Regions from separate parts of the Homo sapiens genome. Here region 1 is linked to region 2. A link is an interaction called in ENCODE POLR2A ChIA-PET data of the cell type or tissue named here. Cell type or tissue: OCI-LY7. All regions are shown on one strand. Links, peaks and the distances in the headings refer to the core of each region. The heading gives the core; the rest is flanking DNA. Region 1 overlaps UBXN7 (UBX domain protein 7). Region 2 has its middle 24 kb from the start of ZDHHC19.

The links. Peaks named below come from ENCODE experiments on the same cell type or tissue, not always from the same donor. Only the 100,000 strongest peaks of a DNase experiment are listed, where the experiment ranks them.
Region 1: POLR2A ChIA-PET joins it to region 2 with 5 read pairs; 3 of 35 experiments call an interaction of 5 or more read pairs at or near these places.

Annotation. Positions count from the first base shown.
Region 1 is chr3:196,414,397-196,418,780 of GRCh38, forward strand. The region is part of intron 1 of UBXN7 (UBX domain protein 7); the gene reads right to left. Among named protein-coding and RNA genes, the nearest start is that of UBXN7-AS1, 15 kb to the right of the region's middle. In OCI-LY7, for the core only: no CTCF peak of the experiment used is centred there; no DNase peak of the experiment used is centred there.
Region 2 is chr3:196,185,010-196,189,393 of GRCh38, forward strand. No RefSeq gene overlaps it. Among named protein-coding and RNA genes, the nearest start is that of ZDHHC19, 24 kb to the right of the region's middle. RefSeq lists enhancers at 1,516-2,135, 2,136-2,754. In OCI-LY7, for the core only: no CTCF peak of the experiment used is centred there; a DNase peak (open chromatin) is centred at 2,072; H3K4me3 peaks cover 962 bases; H3K27ac peaks cover 1,025 bases.

The DNA of each region.
Region 1 (4,384 bases), core at 117-4,116, 230 kb after region 2:
TCTGTCTTCCTATTTCAACAGTTCTGTATTGCTGATTGAAAAAGTTTTAATCCATCTCAAGCTGCATACAAGATTTGTTCCTTACCCCTCCCATGTTATATCCCTCTACTCTCATCTCACCTCTGTACCATTCCCTTCAGCCACATGGACCTACCGGCATCATCTAGGCAGTTCCCTTGGTAGGACTTTATAAAACCCTATCTTTGCATGATTTGGATAGTGGTTGGGACAACAAACCAAACACCCACCTTTCTGTTACGTTCTGAACATTTCCTCTGCCTCCTCACTCTGAAGCAGGAACAAATATATACTTTTCCATTGAGTCATAATCTTTACCCTTGTCTCTGCTAGCTGCTCTGTCTCTCAGACTTTAAAAGCTCACTCAACTAGCGCAGATCTCACTTTTCTCATCCCAGTTACATTCTTCCTAAGTTCTCAGTGGAGCTGAACCAAAAGTTAAGTTGTAGTATATACAAATTTAACATTCTAACCAACAGAAAACACTTTAAAAAATGAAATATCAAAACAAAAACACAAATGCAACTTTTTGAAGGAAAGGAAAAGTTCTAATATCCCCACAGCCAACCTTATGTAACTAAATACAAATTCTTGGGGCAAAAACAGCACAAATTTGATAAACAATTTCAAGACACATATGCTACCATATTCTTACTCATAAAACCTGAGGCTTTGTTTCAGTGTTTCCCTAATATTTGTACATTGCCTCCAGTTACATTGTGTTGTATTATCATACTTCTTTTTTTTTTTTTTTTTTGAGACAGAGTCTCGTTCTGTTGCCAGGCTGAAAAGCAGTGGTGCGAATCTTGGCTCCCTGCAACCTCCACCTCCTGGGTTCAAGTGATTCTCCCGCCTCAGCCTCCCGAGGAGCTGGGACAATAGGCGCACGCCACCACTCCCAGCTAATTTTTGTATTTTTAGTAGAGACGGGATTTCACCATGTTGGCTAGGATGGTCTCGATCTCCTGACCTTGTGATCCGCCTGCCTCAGCCTCCCAAAGTGCTGGGATTACAGGCGTGAGCCACCGCACCCAGCCATATTATCATACTTCTTGAATGCTGGACTATACAAGTTCAGCAGGCTGGGTGCGGTGGCTCACACCTGTAATCCCAGCACTTTCGGAGGCCGAGACAGGTGGTCACGAGGTCAGGAGCTCAAGACCATCCTGGCCAACATGGTGAAATCCCGTCTCTACTAAAAAATAAAAAATAAAAAAATTAGCTGGGCATGGTGGCGCGTGCCTGTAATCCCAACTACTCGGGAGGCTGAGGTAGGAAAATCGCTTGAACCAGGGAGTCAAAGGTTGCAGTGAGCCAAGATTGTGCCACTGCACTCCAGCCTGGTGACAGAGCGAGACTTCATCTCAAAAAAAAAAAAAGTTCAGTGACTACTGTGCTCTACCATTTTAATTTAGACAGCAGCTAAAAATTAAAGGTTTCTTACAGGAAGACTACTTTCGGCTGCTTGTTCTAGCAGAGATGCACAATCTGTTAACATCTGCGTCCCAATGAACCCTAAAACTAGCTTCTCAATGTATGGACCAAACTTTCTTTTCAGAGAATTAAGTGGCCAAGTTCACACTATTTTGGCTCTTGTCTAAGTGCTCACACCGCATTACAGCACCACAAAAAAGCAGAAAGAACATGTTGATGGTGAAGTGAAACTCACTTCTGCCATAACAGCAACCAATGCTGGCTACTTTCATTCACAAACTTATCTGGTCATAGGAAATTCAACTTACACCGGGTGCGGTGGCTCACGCCTGTAATCCCAGCACTGTGGGAGGCTGAGCGGGGGGCGGATCACCTGAGGCCAGGAGTTCAAGACCAGCCTGGCCAACATGGTGGAACTCCATCTCTACAAAAATTACCCGGGCACGATGGTGGGTGCGTGTAATCCCAGCTACTCGGGAGGCTGAGGCGGGAGAATTACTTGAACCCAGGAGGCAGAGGTTGCAGTGAGCTGAAATTGCGCCACTGCACTCCTGCCTGGGCGATTGAGCAAGACTCTGTCTCAAAAATAAAAAAAAAAGGAAAAAGGAAATTCAACTTAAAAATGCCACTGCATACAAATATTGTTGCCACCCTTTCTACCACCCTTCATCTACCAGAACTCCAATGCCACTGCCAGGGGAACCATTTAGAGAATTTGTGGGTTCTGATGAGAATCAGAACTTGTGAAGTCAATCCTCAAGCAAGCAGGCCTGTCAACATTTTAGTCTGCCTAGCCCAAGTCTTTTCCTAAGTGCAGTTTTTTTCCACGTTATTATGCTACCTAAAATACTTCCAATTCAGAGATTAATTTGGGTAAACAAACATTCTATTTAAAAATATGAAGACTTACTAGAGTTAAGGATGTATCAATCATTTCATAACATAAATTAATTCAATCATATTGCCTTCTCTTAAAAGCTAGTAACAATACATTTAGAGTCGATATACAGAGGAAAAGGGTGTTGATTTAGAAGAAGAGGGATGTAAGTAGCTTTAGTGTCACAAGTGCCTTTTTGGGGAGAGGTAAGAAAGGCCTGCAGTACCACGTGAGGGCAACTTAGGGCAGGAAAAGACACTGAACACCTGGAGCCACAGACACAGCAAGAAGTTAAAATAAATGTACACACAGGCGCGGCGGCTCACGCCTGTAATCCCAGAACTTTGGGGGGCCGAGGCGGGCGGATCACAAGGTCAGGAGATCGAGACCATCCTGGCTAACACGGTGAAACCCCGTCTCTACTAAAAATACAAAAAATTAGCCGGGCGTGGTGGCGGGCGCTTGTAGTCCCAGCTGCTGGGGAGGCTGAGGCAGGAGAATGGCGTGAACCCGGCAGCGGAGCTTGCAGTGAGCCGAGATCGCGCGACTGCACTCCAGCCTGGGAGACAGAGCGAGACTCCATCTCGAAAACTAAATAAATAAATCAAATAAATAAATAAATGTATAAAAACCTTTGCCTCCGCCCTGTCTTATGCCCAGTAACAAAGAGAAAATATTCTTCAAATTCCCTTCTGTACTCATGCTAAGGAGCACAGAAGATATGATTTAATAAGAGCCTGGGAACTACTCAGCTAAACCTGGGTTCGACCTTCTACTTCTGTCATTCACTAGTGTGACTCTGAGTAAGATACTAATTTCTCTAGGCATCAGTTTCCTCAGTTATAAAATGGGGATTTATCAACTTCATGAAGTGCTACCATGAATTAAAAGAATTCAGCTGGGCGTGGTGGCTCACACTGTAATCCCAACACTTTGGAAGGCCGAGGCAGACGGACTGCTTGAGCTCACAAGTTTGAGACCAGTCTGGGCAAAATGGTTAAAAAAAAAAAAAAAAAAAAAAAAAAAAAAAAACCATCTCTACAAAAAAGATTAGCCAGGCGTGGTGGCACATGCCTGTAGTCCCAGCTACTCAGGAGGCTGAGGTGGAAGGATTGCTTAAGTCCAGGAGTTTTGAGGCTGCTGTGAGCTATGATCATACCACTCCAACCTGGGTGACAGAGCAAAATCCTGTCTCTAAAAAAAAAAAAGAAAAGAAAATTCACATTAAAGAACTTGGGATACCTCTTAATTAGCAGTTAGCTATTAATAAAGACTGGCCAGGCACAGTGGTTCACTTGAAGTCAGGAATTCAAGACCAGCCTGACCAACATGTGAAACCCTGTCTCTACTAAAAATACAAAATTAGCTGGGCGTGATGGTGGGAGCCTGTAATCCCAGCTACTCGGGAGGCTGGGGTGGGAGAATCGCTGGAACCCAGGAGGCAGAGGTTGCTGTGGGCCGAGATCACGCCACTGCACTCCAGCCTGGGCGACAGCAAGACTCCATTGAAAGAAAGAAAGGAAGAAAAGAAGGAAGGAGGGAGGGAGGGAAGGAGGGAAAGAGAGAAGGAAGGAATGACGGAATGACGGACAGATAGTCCCAAGTTTACAGTACTCTATACGTAAATGACATGGAAGTATAAAGTGTGAATATATATAGCTTATGGAGAAATACATTTTTGACAGTAAACAGGCAGAGAAAGACATCTCAGTTTTCTTTTTCTCACTCATCTGATGCTATGAACATGTGTCTCATTCAAGTTGAACACTCATTTTTTTAAAAGCAGTACAATGAAGACAGCAAAAACCTATTACACTAGAAAAAAGTGAATGGTATGCATAGAGAACAACATGATACACGAAAGGGATCTGCTTCAAAGACATCTATAACAGCACTCCAGTGTGACTGAGAAGCACTGAGAGGTGATAGGGAGGCAGTAGAAAACTAAATACAAGTACAGTATGTATGTATTCTAGAATTTCTAAAGATTCACAGGTCTATAGAGCTAAACATTAAAACAGAAAGGATTCTACAGAGAATGACATTACGACACAA
Region 2 (4,384 bases), core at 220-4,219:
CGAAGCAAAGTGGCGTTCGCTCACCCGGGAGTGCCACGTTCGTGCCACCGTCACAGCCCTCACCTCCCGCCCGCCAGCACCTGAGACCGGAGTGCTGGGGGGCTGGCTGCAGGCGAAGGAGGTGAGGGCGGATTCGTTTCTCACTGCAACTGCAGCCTCTAGAGCTGGGTGGGCAGGGTCTGGCTCCATGAGCTCAGAGCTGACCCTCTACAAAGATTCCAGGACTTGGGGGCTGGAGACATCTCTCTTCGAAAACAGATTAATCCAGAGGAGCTGTGGGCCCTGTGTTTAGTAAATTGTACTCTGTGTCTTCAGCATAGAAAGTCCTTCCCACTCCCTGCTCAGTATCTCCCAGCCCTCCTAGGAGGCAGGCAAGGCAACTCCAGGACAGTCACCCTAGTTCACAGATGAGGAAACTGGGGTTTCAAGACTGAGACATGAGCGCTCAGCACAGTCCGGGGTGGGGGGCAGCAAGGGGGTATTACTGAGCACCTCTCATGCACTGCCACAGCCCCAGACCTTACCCCACTTCATGCCTGGGACAGCCCGTAAGCTGCGGACTACTGGCCAGGTAAACAAGGGGAAGAATCCTACCCAAGATGTAGCTGATTTGAATTTGTTAAGAATTAAGGCCAGGTGTGGTGGCTCACGCCTGTAATCCCAGCACTTTGGGAGGCAGAGGCAGACGGGTCACCTGAGGTCAGGAGTTCGAGACCAGCCTGGCCAACATGGTGAAACCCCATCTCTACTAAAAATACAAGAAATTAGCCGGACGTGGTGGCAGACGCCTGTAATTCCAGCTACTCGGGAGGCTGAGGCAGGAGAATCGCTTGAACCTGGGAGGTGGAGGTTGCAGTGAGCCGAGATCATGCCACTGCACTCCAGCCTGGGCAACAAAGGGAAACTCTATCTCAAAAATATAAAAAAATTTTAAAAATGTAAAAATTATGGCAGCCCCAATTTCCAACTAAGTTATATTCCAAGGTATAGTCAAAACACATTTTCCCACTGCAACAATGTTATTTTATTTAGATATTGGGGCTTGTCCATCAAGGGCCAGTTAACCCACAACACTCCAGAATTTCTGAACAAGTGTAATGAACAGCTGACAAATATTATTACAACATCAATGGTCAAAATAGAAAAGCAATAGCATTTGATAAGAAATTACTTTTTTTTTTTTTGAGACAGAGTCTTGCTCTGTCACCCAGGCTGGAGCACAGTGGCACGATCTCGGCTCACTGCAACCTCCACCTCCCAGGTTCAAGCGATTCTCCTGCCTCAGCCTCCCAAGCAGCTGGGACTACAAGCACCTGTCACGACGCCCGGCTAATTTTTGTACTTTTAGCAGAGACAGGGTTTCACCATGTTGGCCAAGCTGGTCTCAAGCTCCTGGCCTTAAATGGTCCACCTGCCTTGGCCTCCCAAAGTGCTGGGATTACAGGTGTGAGCCACTGCATCCGGCTGACTTTTTATTTAATATCTTGAATACCTGCCTGAAAATCTGAGGCCGGATGGAAGAATGGACAGAATTGCCCCCACTCTCCTGTTCTGGAATTTAAAGAAGAAAAAAGAGGGGAGGAGGCATCACCTAGTTGGGACCAGGCTTGGGGAAAAAAGGACAGAATTTGCAGACCAAACAGGGAAGCTGTGAAAGAAAAAAGCAAGTCCCTGGCAAGCAGCTCAGCAGCTGGAAATCCCCCTCGGTCCTTGGGAGAGACAATGAGCTCCAGCTGCTCTCAACTGCGATGCAGAGAGAGCTGGTTCCCACCCTGCAGCCGTCCCCGTGTCCTTCTCCTCGCTGAGCCTCACCTCCTCCGCCTGCCACAGAGGCGAGCATCCCGCTTCCTGCCCAGGGATGCAGCGGAGAATGAATATCACCTAGGTAACAACTCACAAGCACAGTGTCTGGCTTCGGGGCGTAGGGGCGGGGACACATGTAATCAATACAAGCCGCCTGCCTGGGTGGCTTCCCCCTTCCCTGATGAAGACCTCCAGGCCGCAGAGAATGCTCTGTTCCTGGTCACAAGGCTGCAGCTGAAGGGCGGGGGAGGCCTCTCAGATTCAAAACAGAGCAGAGATGAGAGGCCTAATTCTAATTTGAGATCAGAGCCTGACAGCTGGGCAGGTGGCAGGCGGCCGCTTCCTCCCCTCCGTGGAGCCTGCCAGGAGAGGGGCTGTGGTCGTATTAAGGGTGTGAGTGGCAAGGCCCGCAGCGGGATGGGCAGTCCCCGCCATGCCAGTGCAGCTCTGTGTAAATCCTTAGTCCCGAGTATCCTCGTGTAACTCAGAGCTGGAAAGAGCCGTAGATCTTCTGGTTCCATGCTTTCATTTTACACATAAGGAAACAGGCCCACAGAGGAAAAGGGCTTTTTGTAGTCACGTGGCGAGGCAGGGGAAGCTGGGCCCAGAATGCAGGGGACCTGCCACCCAGACCCACAGCCAGGACCCCCCAACGGGAAAACGCTCGCTCGGCCACCAAGAGCATTTGATGAATTTGCCTCTAGTCTTTTAAAAATACATATATGCAATTTTATTTTAAAATGTTTTATTTTTATTTTATTTTATTTTTTTTGAAACAGGGTCTCACTCTGTCAGCCAGGCTGGAGTGCAGTGGCATGATCATGGCTCACTGCAACCTCCACCTCCTGGGCTCAAGCGATTCTCCTGCCTCAGCCTCCCAAGTAGCTGGGACTACTACAGGCAGGCATGTGCCACCATACTTAGCTAATATGATTTTTTGTAGAAATGGGGTCTTGCTCACAACAAAGCCCAGGCTGCTTTAAAATTCCCTTGCTCAAATGATCCTCCCACCTCAGCCTCCCAAAGAGTTGGGATTGCAGGTGTGAGCCACTGCACCCAGCCTACATGCAATTCTATTTTATTTTTTTTATTTTTTCATTTTATTTTTGAGACGGGGTTTCGTTCTGTTGTCCAGGCTGGAGTGTAGTGGCGAAATTAAAGCTCACTGCAGCCTCTACTTCCTGGGCTCAAGTGATCCTCCCCCCTCAGCCTCCTGAATAGCTGGGACTATAGGTGTGCATCCCCATGCCTGGCTAACTTTTTTCTATTTTTTTGTAGAGATAGGGCGAGCCACTGTGTTGCCCAGGCAGGTCTCAAACTCCTGGGCTCAAGCAATCCTTTCATCTCGGCTTCCCAAAGTGCTGGGATCACAGGTGTGAGCCATTGTGCCTGGCTGTAATTTTAAATTAATACCTAATTATACTATGCATGAATACATTCTCTTTAAAAAGTTATTTCCTTGCCTCTTGGATATGGTGTGGCTACTTAGTGTTTGTTAAATGTGTGAACAGGTGAATTCTTATTTCTATCATCCCATTCAGGCCCCAATCTTATTACCAGCTCCTCCCTGGATGCCAGCACCTCTCAACGCCCCCTCCCCTAGGACCCTCCTACCAGGACCACTGGATCAGGGCACCCAGGGGCAAGGAGGCCAGTGAGGCTGCTTGAGGGCCCCTCTAATTCCTGCCCCGCTCTTGGTTGGGGCTAGCTTTGGGGCACACTTTGGACTTTTTTTTTTTTTTTTCCAGATGGAGTCTCACTCTGTTGCCCAGGCTGGAGTATAGTAGTGTAATTTTGGCTCAACCTCTGCCTCCTGGGTCCAAGCGATTCTCCTGCCTCAGCCTCCCAAGTAGCTGGGACTACAGGCACGTGCCACCACGCCCGGCTAATTTTTGTATCTTTAGTAGAGACGGGGTTTCACCATGTTGGCCAGGCTGGTCTCGAACTCCTGACCTCAGGGGATCCGCCCGCCTTGGCCTCCCAAAGTGCTGGGATTACAGGCGTGAGCCACCACGCCCAGCCCTTTGGAATTTTTTATCCCAGCCCCAAGCTTGGGACGGGTCTGGGGCACCCAGATACCCTCCCTGTGAAGCCAGGGCCCCCCGCCCTGCTCAACTGCCTGCACACAAGCAGGTGTTCCTCCTTCTCTGTGGCTCCTCTCACCTTTGCTTCCTCTCTCCCGGTATTGGGACGTGGAAAGACATTAAACACCTGGGAGCCCCCAGGGAATAATTCAAATTCAATCATAGAAAATGAAGGCACAAGGCCTGGGCTGCTGGGAGGGCCCGAGGGCCTGGAGATGGAGGCTTGGCAGGCCCAGCACTGCTGAAGCCAAGGGAATGAGTGACTTCTCCAAAAGCAGGTTGAGTCATGCTGAACCTCACTGGTTCCCCAGTAGCAGGAGCATGAGGACCAAGGACGGACCTAGAAGATTCATGGTAGGGGCTGAGGGGAAGAGCAGCCAAGAGTCAGGAGGGTCAGAAGTGTGTCTGATCCCTTGGCAGGGTGCGGTGGCTCACGCCTGTAATCCCAGCACTTTGGAAGTCCGAGGCGGGCGGATCACCTGAGGTCAGGAGTTCAA